2 separate regions of the Homo sapiens genome follow, and region 1 is linked to region 2. A link is an interaction called in ENCODE POLR2A ChIA-PET data of the cell type or tissue named here. Cell type or tissue: MCF 10A. All regions are shown on one strand. Links, peaks and the distances in the headings refer to the core of each region. The heading gives the core; the rest is flanking DNA.

Region 1 (5,378 bases), core at 249-5,248, 60 kb after region 2:
TTCTTTCTTTCTTTCTTTCTTTCTTTCTTTCTTTCTTTCTCTCTTTCTTTCTTTCTTTCTTTCTTTTTCTTTCTATTATACTTTAAGTTCTGGGACACATGTGCAGAACGTGCAGGTTTGTTACATAGGTATACACATGCCATGGTGGTTTTCTGCACCCATCAACCTGTTATCTACATTACGTATTTCTCCTAATGCTATGCCTCCCCTAGCTCCCCACCACCTGACAGGCCCCAGTGTGTGATGTTCCTCTCCCTATGTCCATGTGTTCTCATTGTTGAGCTCCCACTTATGAGTGAGAACATGTGGTGTTTGGTTTTTTGTTCCTGTGTTAGTTTGCTGAGAATGATGGTTTCCAGCTTCATCCATGTCCCTGCAAAGGACAGGAACTCATCCTTTTTTATGGCTGCATAGTATTCCATGGTGTATATGTGCCACATTTTCTTTATCCAGTCTGTCATTGATGGGCATTTGGGTTGGTTCCAAGTCTTTGCTGTTGTGAACAATGCTGCAATAAACATACGTGTGCATGTGTCTTTATAGTAGAATGATTTATAATCCTTTGGGTATATACCCAGTAATGAGATTGCTGGGTCAAATGGTATTTCTGGTTCCAGATCCTTAAGGAATCACCACACTGTCTTCCACAATGGTTGAACAAATTTACATTCCCACCAAGAGTATAAAAGCATTCCTATTTCTCCACATCCTCTGCAGCATCTGTTATTTCCTGACTTTTTAATAATCGCCATTCTAACTGACGTGAGATGGTATCTCATTGTGGTTTTGATTTGCATTTCACTAATGACCAGTGATGATGAGCTTTTTTTTCATATTTTTGTTGGCTGCATGAATGTCTTCTTTTGAGAGGTATCTGTTCATACCTTTTGCCCACTTTTTGATGTGGTTGTTTGTTTTTTTTTTCTTGTAAATTTTTTTAAGTTCTTTGTAGATTCTGGATATTAGCCCTTTTCCAGATGGATAGATTGCAAAAATTTTCTCCCATTCTGTAGGTTGTCTGTTCACTATGATGATAGTTTCTTTTGCTGTCCAGAAGCTCCTTAGTTTAATTAGATCTCATTTGTCAATTTTGGCTTTTGTTGCCATTGCTTTTGGTGTTTTAGTCATGAAGTCTTTGCCCATGCCTATGTCCTGAATGGTATTGCCTAGGTTTTCTTCTAGGGTTTTTACAGTTTTAGGTCTTACGTGTAAGTCTTTTATCCATCTTGAGTTAGTTTTTGTATAAGGTGTAAGGAAGGGGTCCAGTTTCCGTTTTCTGCATATGGCTAGCCAGTTTTCCCAACACCATTTATTAAATAGGGAATCCTTTCACCAATGCTTGTTTTTATCAGGTTTATCAAAGATCAGATGGTTGTAGATATGTGGCATCATTTCTGAGGCCTCTGTTCTTTTCCATTACTCTGTACATCTGTTTTGGTGCCAGTACCATGCTGTTTTGGTTACTGTAGCTTTGTAGTATAGTTTGAAATCAGGTAACATGATGCCTCCAGCTTTGTTCTGTTTGCTTAGGATTGTCTTGGCTATGCAGGCTCTTTTTTGGTTCTATATGAACTTTAAAGTAGATTTTTCCAATTCTGTGAAGAAAGTCAGTGGTAGCTCGGTGGGGATAGCATTGAACGTGTAAATTACTTTGGGCAGTATGGCCATTTTCATGATATTGATTCTTCCTATCCATGAGCATGAAATGTTTTTTTCATTTGTTTGTGTCTTCTCTTATTTCCTTGAGCAGTGGTTTGTAGTTCTCCTTGAGAGGTCCTTAACATCCCTTGTAAGTTGTATTCTTATGTATTTTATTCTCTGTCGCAATTGTGAATGAGAGTTCACTCATGATTTGGCTCTCTGTTTGTCTATTATTGATTTATAGGAAAGCTTGTGATTTTTGCACATTGATTTTGTATCCTGAGACTTTGCTGAAGTTGCTTATCAGCTTAAGGAGATTTTGAGCTGAGACAATGGGGCTTTCTAAATATACAATCATGTCATCTGCAAACAGAGACAATTTTACTTCCTCTCTTCTTATTTGAATACCCTTTATTTCTTTCCCTTGCCTGATTGACCTGGCCAGAACTTCCAATGCTATGTTGAATAGCAGTGGTGAGAGAAGGCATCCTTGTCTTGTGCCAGTTTTCAAAAGGAATGCTTCTAGCTTTTGCCCATTCAGTATGATACTGGCTGTGGGTTTGTCATAAATAGCTCTTATTTTGAGATACGTTCTGTCAATACCTAGTTTATTGAGAGTTTTTAGCATGAAGGTGTGTTAAACTTTATCAGAGGCCTTTTCTGTGTCTATTGAGATTATCACGTGGTTTTTATCATTGGTTGTGTTTAAGTGATGGATTGCATTTATTGATTTGTATATATTGAACCCTTGCATCCTAGGGATGAAGCCAACTTGATTGTGGTGGATAAGCTTTTTTTTTTTTTTTTTAGATGGAGTCTCGCTCTGTTGCCCAGACTGGAGTACAGTGGTGGATAAGCTTTTTGATGTGCTACTGGATTCGGTGTGCCAGTATTTTATTGAGGATTTTTGCATCAATGTTTATCAGGGATCTTGGCCTGAAGTTTTCTTTTTTTGTTGCGTCTCTTCCAGGTTTTGGTATCAGGATGATGCTGGCCTCATGAAATGAGTTGGGAAGGAGTCCCTCTTTTCTATTGTTTGGAATAGTTTCAGAAGGAATGGTACCAGCTCCTCTTTGTACCTCTGATAAAATTTGGCTGTGAATCCATCTGGTCCTGGGCTTTTTTTGGTTTGTAGGCTATTAATTACTTCCTCAATTTCAGAACTTCTTATTGGTCTATTCAGGGATTCAACTTGTTTCTGGTTTAGTCTTGGGAGGGTGTATGTGTCCAGGAATTTATCTGTTTCTTCTAGATTTTCTAGTTTATTTGCATAGAGGTGTTTATAGTATTCTCTGATAGTAGTTTGTATTTCTATCAGATCAGCGGTGATATCCCCTTTATCAATTTTTATTGTGTCTATCTGATTCTTCTCTCTTTTCTTCTTTGTTAGTCTGGCTAGTGGTCTATCTATTTTGTAAATCTTTTCAAAAAACCAGCTCCTGGATTCCTTGATTTTTTGAAGGGTTTTTCTTGTCTCTCTCTCCTTCAGTTCTGCTCTGATCTTAGTTATTTCTTGTCTTCTGCTAGCTTTTGAATTTGTTTGCTCTTGCTTCTCTAGTTCTTTTAATTGTGATGTTAGGGTATCGATTTTAGATCTTTCCCACTTTCTCCTGTGGGGATTTAGTGCTATAAATTTCCCTCTAAACACTGCTTTAGCTGTGTCCCAGAGATTCTGGTACATTGTGTCTTTGTTCTCATTGATTTCAAATAACTTATTTATTTCTGCATTAATTTCGTTATTTACCCAGTAGTCATTCAGGAGCAGGTTGTTCAGTTTCCATGTAGTTGTGCAGTTTTGAGTGAGTTTCTTAATCCTGAGTTCTAATTTGATTGCACTGTGGTCTGAGAGACTGTTTCTTATGATTTCCATTCTTTTGTATGTGCTGAGGAGTGTTTTACTTCCAATTATGTGGTCAATCTTAGAATAAGTGCGAAGTGGTGCTGAGAAGAATGTGTATTCTGCTGATTTGGAGTGGAGAGTTCTGTAGATGTCTATTAGGTCTGCTTGGTCCAGAGCTGAGTTCAAGTCCTGAATATTCTTGTTAATCTTCTGTCTCGTGGATCTGTCTAATATTGACAGTAGGGTGTTAAAGTCTCCCACTATTATTGTGTGGGAGTCTAATTCTCTTTTTAGGTCTCTAAGAACTTGCTTTATGAATCTGGATGCTCCTTTATTGGGTGCATATATATTTAAGACAGTTAGCTCTTCTTGTTTCATTGATCCCTTTACCATTATGTAATGCCCTTTTTTGTCTCTTTTGATCTTTGTTGGTTTAAAGTCTGTTTTATTAGAGACTAGAATTGAAATCCCTCCTTTTTTTGCTTTCCATTTGCTTGGTAAATATTCCTCCATCCCTTTATTTTGAGCCTATGTGTGTCTTTGCATGTGAGGTGGGTCTCCTGAATACAGCACACCAATGGGTCTTGACTCTATGCAATTTGCCACTGTGTGTCTTTTAATTGAGGCATTTAGCCCATTTACATTTAAGGTTAGTATTGTTATGTTTGAATTTGCTCCTGTCATTATGATGCTAGCTGGTTATTTTGCCCGTTAGTTGATACAGTTTTTTCATAGTGTCAATTGTCTTTACAATTTGGTATGTTTTTGCAGTGGCTGGTACTGGTTTTTCCTTTCCATATTTAGTGCTTCCTTCAGGAGCTCTTGTAAGGCAGGCCTGGTGGTAACAAAATCTCTTAGCATTTGCTTGTCTGTAAAGGATTTTATTTCTCCTTCACTTACGAAACTTAGGTTGGCTGGATATGAAATTCTGGGTTGAAAATTCTTTTGTTTCAGAATGTTGAATATTGGCCTCCACTCTCTTCTGGCTTGTAGGGTTTCTGCAGAGAGATCTGCCGTTAGTCTGATGGGCTTCCTTTTGTGGGTAACCCGACCTTTCTCTCTGGCTGCCCTTAACATTTTTCCTTCATTTCAATTGTGGTGAATCTGATGATTATGTGTCTTGGGGTTGCTCTTCTCGAGGAGTATCTTTGTGGTGTTCTCTGTATTTTCTGAATTATGTTGGCCTGTCTTGCTAGGTTGGGGAAGTTCTCCCGGATAATATCCTAAAAAGTGTTTTCCAACTTGTTTCCATTCTCCCCGTCACTTTCAAGTACACCAATCAAACAGGTTTGGTCTTTTCACATAGTCCCATATTTTTTGGAGGCGTTGTTCATTCCTTTTCATTCTTTTTTCTCTAATCTTGTCTTCATGCTTTATTTCATTAAGTTGGTCTTCAGTCTCTTATATCCTTTCTTCTGCTTGATCTATTTGGCTATTGATACTTGTGTATGCTTCACAAAATTCTCTTGCTGTATTTTTCAGCTCCATCAGGTCATTTATGTTCTTCTGTAAACTGGTTATTCTAGTTAGCAATTCATCTAACCTTTTTTCAAGTTTCTTAGCTTCCTTGCATTGGGTTAGAACATGCTTCTTTAGCTCAGAGGAGTTTGTTATTACCCACCTTCTGGAACCTACTTCTGTCAATTCGTCAAACTCATTCTCTGTCCAGTTCTGTTCCCTCGCTAGTGAGAAGTTGTGATCCTTTGGAGGAGAAGAGGCATTCTGGTTTTTGGAATTTTTAGCCTTTTTGTGCTGGTTTTTCCTCATCTTCGTGGATTTATCTACCTTTGGTCTTTGATGTTGGTGACCTTTGGATGGGGTTTCTGTGTGGACATCCTTTTTGTTGATGTTGATGCTATTCCTTTCTGTTTGTTAGTTTTCCTTCTAACAGTCAGAC
Region 2 (5,378 bases), core at 240-5,239:
TTTAACCCTACATTACTAAAGGTGGGAAAAACAACCTACCTATCTTGTTGGGTTGTGACATATCTGGAAGCTGTGAATGAATTAATTGTTATGCATATACAGTGGAGCAGACTCAGTTGATTAGTTATTATGTGCAAATGTGTTTTAGTTTTTTTAAGCTCTCATGTGTTTTTTCACAGGATACTTCGGATCTGCTTGTGAAGAAAAGGTGGACCCCTGCGCCTCGTCTCCGTGCCAGAACAACGGCACCTGCTATGTGGACGGGGTACACTTTACCTGCAACTGCAGCCCGGGCTTCACAGGGCCGACCTGTGCCCAGCTTATTGACTTCTGTGCCCTCAGCCCCTGTGCTCATGGCACGTGCCGCAGCGTGGGCACCAGCTACAAATGCCTCTGTGATCCAGGTGGGTACCGCCCCTACACAGTACATCTTCCTTTTCTCAATCTCAAACCAATCTCAAAAGACCATTACTTTTTCTTTTGCATCTTGGTATACTTGTAAATAAAAGTGGTATACTTACTGGTATGCTTGTAAGTAAGTATACTTACTGATATACTTGTGAATAAAAGTGAATTCCACTCATTTATGACACACTTTCTTTTTTAGATTTACTCTTGGCAGGGTTAAAAAAATACTCTTTCATCATTTCATGATCAACTCACATTCATTGTAGAAAAAACAAGCAAAATAAAGAAAATTGAAAACAGGCTTAATCTCATCACAGGCTAAGCATTTTTATCAATTTACTGTAAGTCACTGCAGAACTTTCACTGTGTTGTGTATCTTTTACTATTGTGTGCTTAAGTTAACAGAATATCTTCTTTCATCTTAACGTGCATGAAAAGCACGGTGCAATACATTCAGAATTGTGTCATCTATTAAAATTGTTACTCTATGCACATTATGTTATATCACTGGCTCCCTATGTAAGAATTTAAAACTTTTACCATTTAATTTCCAAATGCCTTCTGCATTTGCATTACAGATTTTTAATTATGGAGGTTTTGATACCTAGAAGTGAGTGATTACTAGTCAAAATTTTGTGTGTGCACAACCCACTAGTGTAGTCAGAAAGGAATGCACGGGGCAGCCCTTTCCTCTCGTTTCTATTCTGTGTATGTCTCCATCCTTACACGAGCTGGCTCTTTAGAAAGCTTCCCAGCACAATGAATCCCCACACATCTCCCTGGCCAGTCAGTATGGCTGGCCAGTATCTGGTTTGGCTTGACCCTGGCTTTGCTGGTGCAATGGCCTCTAGCTGGAATGCGTGCTCCCCGTTACCCCACCTCACTGTACAAACTTCTACTTCTGGGGCTGACTCAGTTTCCCTTCCTCTGGGTTCCGACAGTCACCTACAATATCACTTTTGTGGTCTTGGAAACAGAACATTAATTATCCTTGTATGTGTCTCTCTCCTCCTTAGGGCTGGGAGGAACTGTGTTTTATTAATAGCTTTTGTATCAGCAGCAATCACCCTAAGCCACTATTTAGTGAGCACTGATCTTTCTAGATTCTGAGCCGGGTGCTTCACATCTCTGGTCTTTTTAGTGTCACATTTACACCAAGGTTTGAAATGCCTCTAGAGGTTCAGTCATGTGCCTGTGGCTACACACCCAGAATGGGGGCTGAGCCCAGATTCGAATGCCGGTGTCCCTGGTTTTGCTGCTCCAGTGCCTGGCCTGGAACTTCCAAAGGGCATGTCTCATACTCAACGAATAACTCAACAAGTTACTGAGAAATGCAATTTGGCACTTGAATGGTGTTGAAAAGCCTTTTTTCACATAGACTCTTAATTCCCCGATTTTCTAAGCAACTGATATTTTGCCAAGTGCCTCTTTCCTCTCTGCTCTGACATTCAGAGGGAATAGGGCTGTTTAATCTGCTTTGTAACAATGTTAGTAGTTAGGATTCTCCGGAGAAACAGGAGACAGAGAGCGAGGAGAGAGAGAGAGATTTATTTTAAGTAACTGGCTCATGCAATTGTGTGGACTCACAAGTCCAAAATCCGTAGGGAAGCTGGCAGGCTGGAAACTCAGGCGAGGTTTCTGTGTTGTGTCTTGAGCTGAATTATTTCTTCTTTGGGAAACCTCAGTCTTTGTCCTTAAGGTCCTCAGCTGTTTGGATGCAGCCCACGCACATTCTGGAGAGTCATCTGCTTCATTCAAAGTCTGCTGATTTAAACGTTAATCTCATCTAAAACACACCTTCATACCAACATCTAGATTAGTGTTTGAGCGAGTATCTAAGAACCATGGCCTAGCCAAGTTGACACCCGAAATGAACTATCGCAGTAACATTTTTGGATCTCATAAACCTTGAAGTGAAACAGTTTCTCCACTGTGTTTGACATGAGGATATTTTTCTTGGTTGACCTCCATGCTCTCCTTCAGAGCCAGGGTGGAGACAGGAATAGCTGCCCCTCAGAGGGTCCAGTTTTCTTCCATGTGGATTCGGGCTCACATGCTGTGAGCTGCGTGTCCTGTGGGAGGAGGCAGTGTGGCGCTGGCCCTTACCTATTGGGAATGTGGATCACTGAGACAACTTGTGTTTGCAAACTAAACAAGCTGCAATTGTGCTGGAAGAACAGAGGCTTACTCACGTACTGACTCACGAGCACGCTGTTCCCAGCTCTGCTCTGGATGTCGTAACACATGTGAAAATACCCCTCAGCAGCATTCTGAACAAAAACTTCCTTAATACTTTATTACCTGTCTCCTGAGAGTTCCGTTCTCTCTGTGAAGCCCCACAAAGAAGAATTAAATATTGTAAGACCAGAAAACAACTTTATTTTCTCCTCCCTTTCTCCTCTGACTTCTTTTCTTAATTATATCAAACTTTTTCTTTTTTAAAATTTTTTTGAGATGGAGTTTTGCTCTTGTTGCCCAGGCTTCAACCTCTGCCTCCCGGGTTCAAGCGATTCTCCTGCCTCAGTCTCCCAAGTAGTTGGGATTACAGGCTCCCACCACCACACCCTGCTAATTTTTGTATGTTTACTAGAGACAGGGTTGCACCATGTTGTCCAGGCCGGTCTTGAACTCCTGACCTCAGGTTATCTGCCTGCCTCGGCCTCCCACAGTGCTGGGATTACAGGCCTGAGCCACCATGCCTGACCCAAACTTTTTCTTATAGTTAGTTGATTTCTAAAACTTAAAATTGAAGGGAGTTAGAGATAAATAGTGTTTTTTAATAATACCAAATAGAGTTTTTCAACACGTGTGAGGCAACCAAATAGAAAATATACTGCCTGATGTTTCTCTTTCCACATTGGGAGAGGCAGCCGAGAGTGGTAGAAAGGACCTCTCTAACATCCTCGCTTATTGACTAAAACCATAGGAAATTTACAGGCATCTCTGGGACTCAGTTTTCCCCTCTATCAGAAAAGAGAGGAGAGTTATATGTCAGAGCATGAAATGAGAGGCAGGCAGCCCATTTCCTGGCATGGACTAGTGAAAGCTCTTCTTTCTTTCTGTCCGTGGAGATTCCAGCAGGATTCTCGAGCTATGTGGGGGTGAAATCACTCCTGTTTAATTTCCACTTTCCTTCCGTCTATTCTCTGCTAAAACATTCATGCCCACTTGGAGCGTTTGACTTGATAATTGTCTGTGGTCCAGCAGTAGCCCCTTAATAGCCTTGAAAAGCCTGAAGACGTGTGCATTCTGTTCGTGGAATGAACATGATCCCTTCATTTGTTCAGCAGTCTCAAAGCAGAGCCTTGTAATCGTGACAGGGCCCTCTTGTTGAACCTGGGAGCTGAAACTGCCTTCAGAGGGGATGTTTCTTCAGATTGTTAGGTGACTGTGTAAAATAAAAAAGGCATCTTAACACCAGGCAAGAACTTACATTTTAAGAGGTGAACATGACAAGTCTGTGAATGTGAAATTTCTCGTCTTCATCTTTTGGAGCATGTAATTGCTTCAACACCAGTTTGCATAATGGAAGAATCTCACGAGAATAGGTGAAATTGGGCATCTAGCTATGGAGCAGCAAGGCTGATCTTCTTTACAGAGAGCAAACGGATCTCATTTCATAAAATGGCAGCAGATTGAAGTCATGTCAGGTTGATAATTAGTTCCCATCTGACAAAATGCCATTTTGATTACTGCAAATCAGATTTGCCGGGTGTTTTATTTTCAAACTTCGTTTGTAGCTTTTCGGGCTAGGGATTTCTGATGGGATTTTAAGATTAAATAATAAAATGTCAGCACTGAGTAATTACTGAAATGTTATCTTCCAGTGACAGTGTTAAGTGATAGGCTACCCGTTCTCTTAAAAATTGCAAATTGAAATCTGCTGAAGAAAGTGAGAACTTGGAGCTGCTACAAACAGGATGAGGTGGAACTCGCTGGGGTGGGGGTGCCATTTCCCCTGCAGGTGGGAGCCACAGTATTGCTTGTGTTCTCAATACAATGGTGGCCTCTGCAGATAATAGCTGTACATGACCGGTATTGGAAGGAGTCCCTGGCAGGAAGGAAGATAGTTTGCACTTGAGTTATTACTCTAAACTTGTGGAATTGAATTAACCCTGCCATTATAGAATGTGCCTCACATATTACTATTTAAGGGAATTTAAGGGACAGGGCATTGGAGATTTTTACGTGGAAATATGTTTATAATTTTTTTTAACAAGCAAGATCTAAGATGCTCATCATTTCAACTGCAGTTGAAATCCCAGACTAGACATGGCACAGTTGCCAACCAAGTTCCTCTGCCCATTCTTCTTCACCAAAGGGCTGGTAACTCAATTAGATCATCCAGATATATAATAGGCTGTAAACCAAAGGAAATGTAGACTTTTTCCAAGTGAAATTTTTTGAAAGAAAATTATATTTGTAAGGATTTTAGATGTAATTTTTTTTTTGTATTTTCTACATATGCCTTACATGTGAGCTGCATTTCTGGTCTGTATGTCCCGAAAGACACAGTTGACACTGCTCCTTCTGTTAAACTCAGACCTGAAAATATCAGTAGTCCGATAATATTTGCTGGAAACAGGATCAAGGATAAGACTTAATGGTCAGGATTTTAATAGCAATTGAACAGCAATAAAGAAATAAATATACCTGCAAAGGTTTGAAGACATTTAGCTCACTAAGGCCCATGTGCCTTTACATTTTTGGATAAGTATAGTAAGTATAGTGGACAACTTTCATCTGTTATTAACCAGAAAAACTTTATCTAGTTTACCAGCATTTTTTTTTTTTTTTAAGACAGAGCGTTGCTCTGTCGCCCAGGCTGGAGTGCAGTGGCACAGTCTCAGCTCACTGCAACCTCCGCCTCCCAGGTTCACACCATTCTCCTGCCTCAGCCTCCCTAGTAGCTGGGACTACAGGCACCCACCACCACAACCAGCTAATTTTTTGTATTTTTAGTAAAGATG

The links. ChIA-PET counts read pairs that join two places held together with the same protein. Peaks named below come from ENCODE experiments on the same cell type or tissue, not always from the same donor. Only the 100,000 strongest peaks of a DNase experiment are listed, where the experiment ranks them.
Region 1: POLR2A ChIA-PET joins it to region 2 with 5 read pairs; 2 of 35 experiments call an interaction of 5 or more read pairs at or near these places.

The regions. Positions count from the first base shown.
Region 1 is chr2:229,382,172-229,387,549 of GRCh38, reverse strand. All of the region lies in intron 11 of DNER (delta/notch like EGF repeat containing), which reads left to right. Among named protein-coding and RNA genes, the nearest start is that of PID1, 110 kb to the right of the region's middle. In MCF 10A, for the core only: no CTCF peak of the experiment used is centred there; no DNase peak of the experiment used is centred there.
Region 2 is chr2:229,442,342-229,447,719 of GRCh38, reverse strand. It overlaps DNER (delta/notch like EGF repeat containing), which reads left to right. Exons shown (of 13, transcript NM_139072.4): 8 at 180-404. Among named protein-coding and RNA genes, the nearest start is that of PID1, 170 kb to the right of the region's middle. In MCF 10A, for the core only: no CTCF peak of the experiment used is centred there; a DNase peak (open chromatin) is centred at 2,579.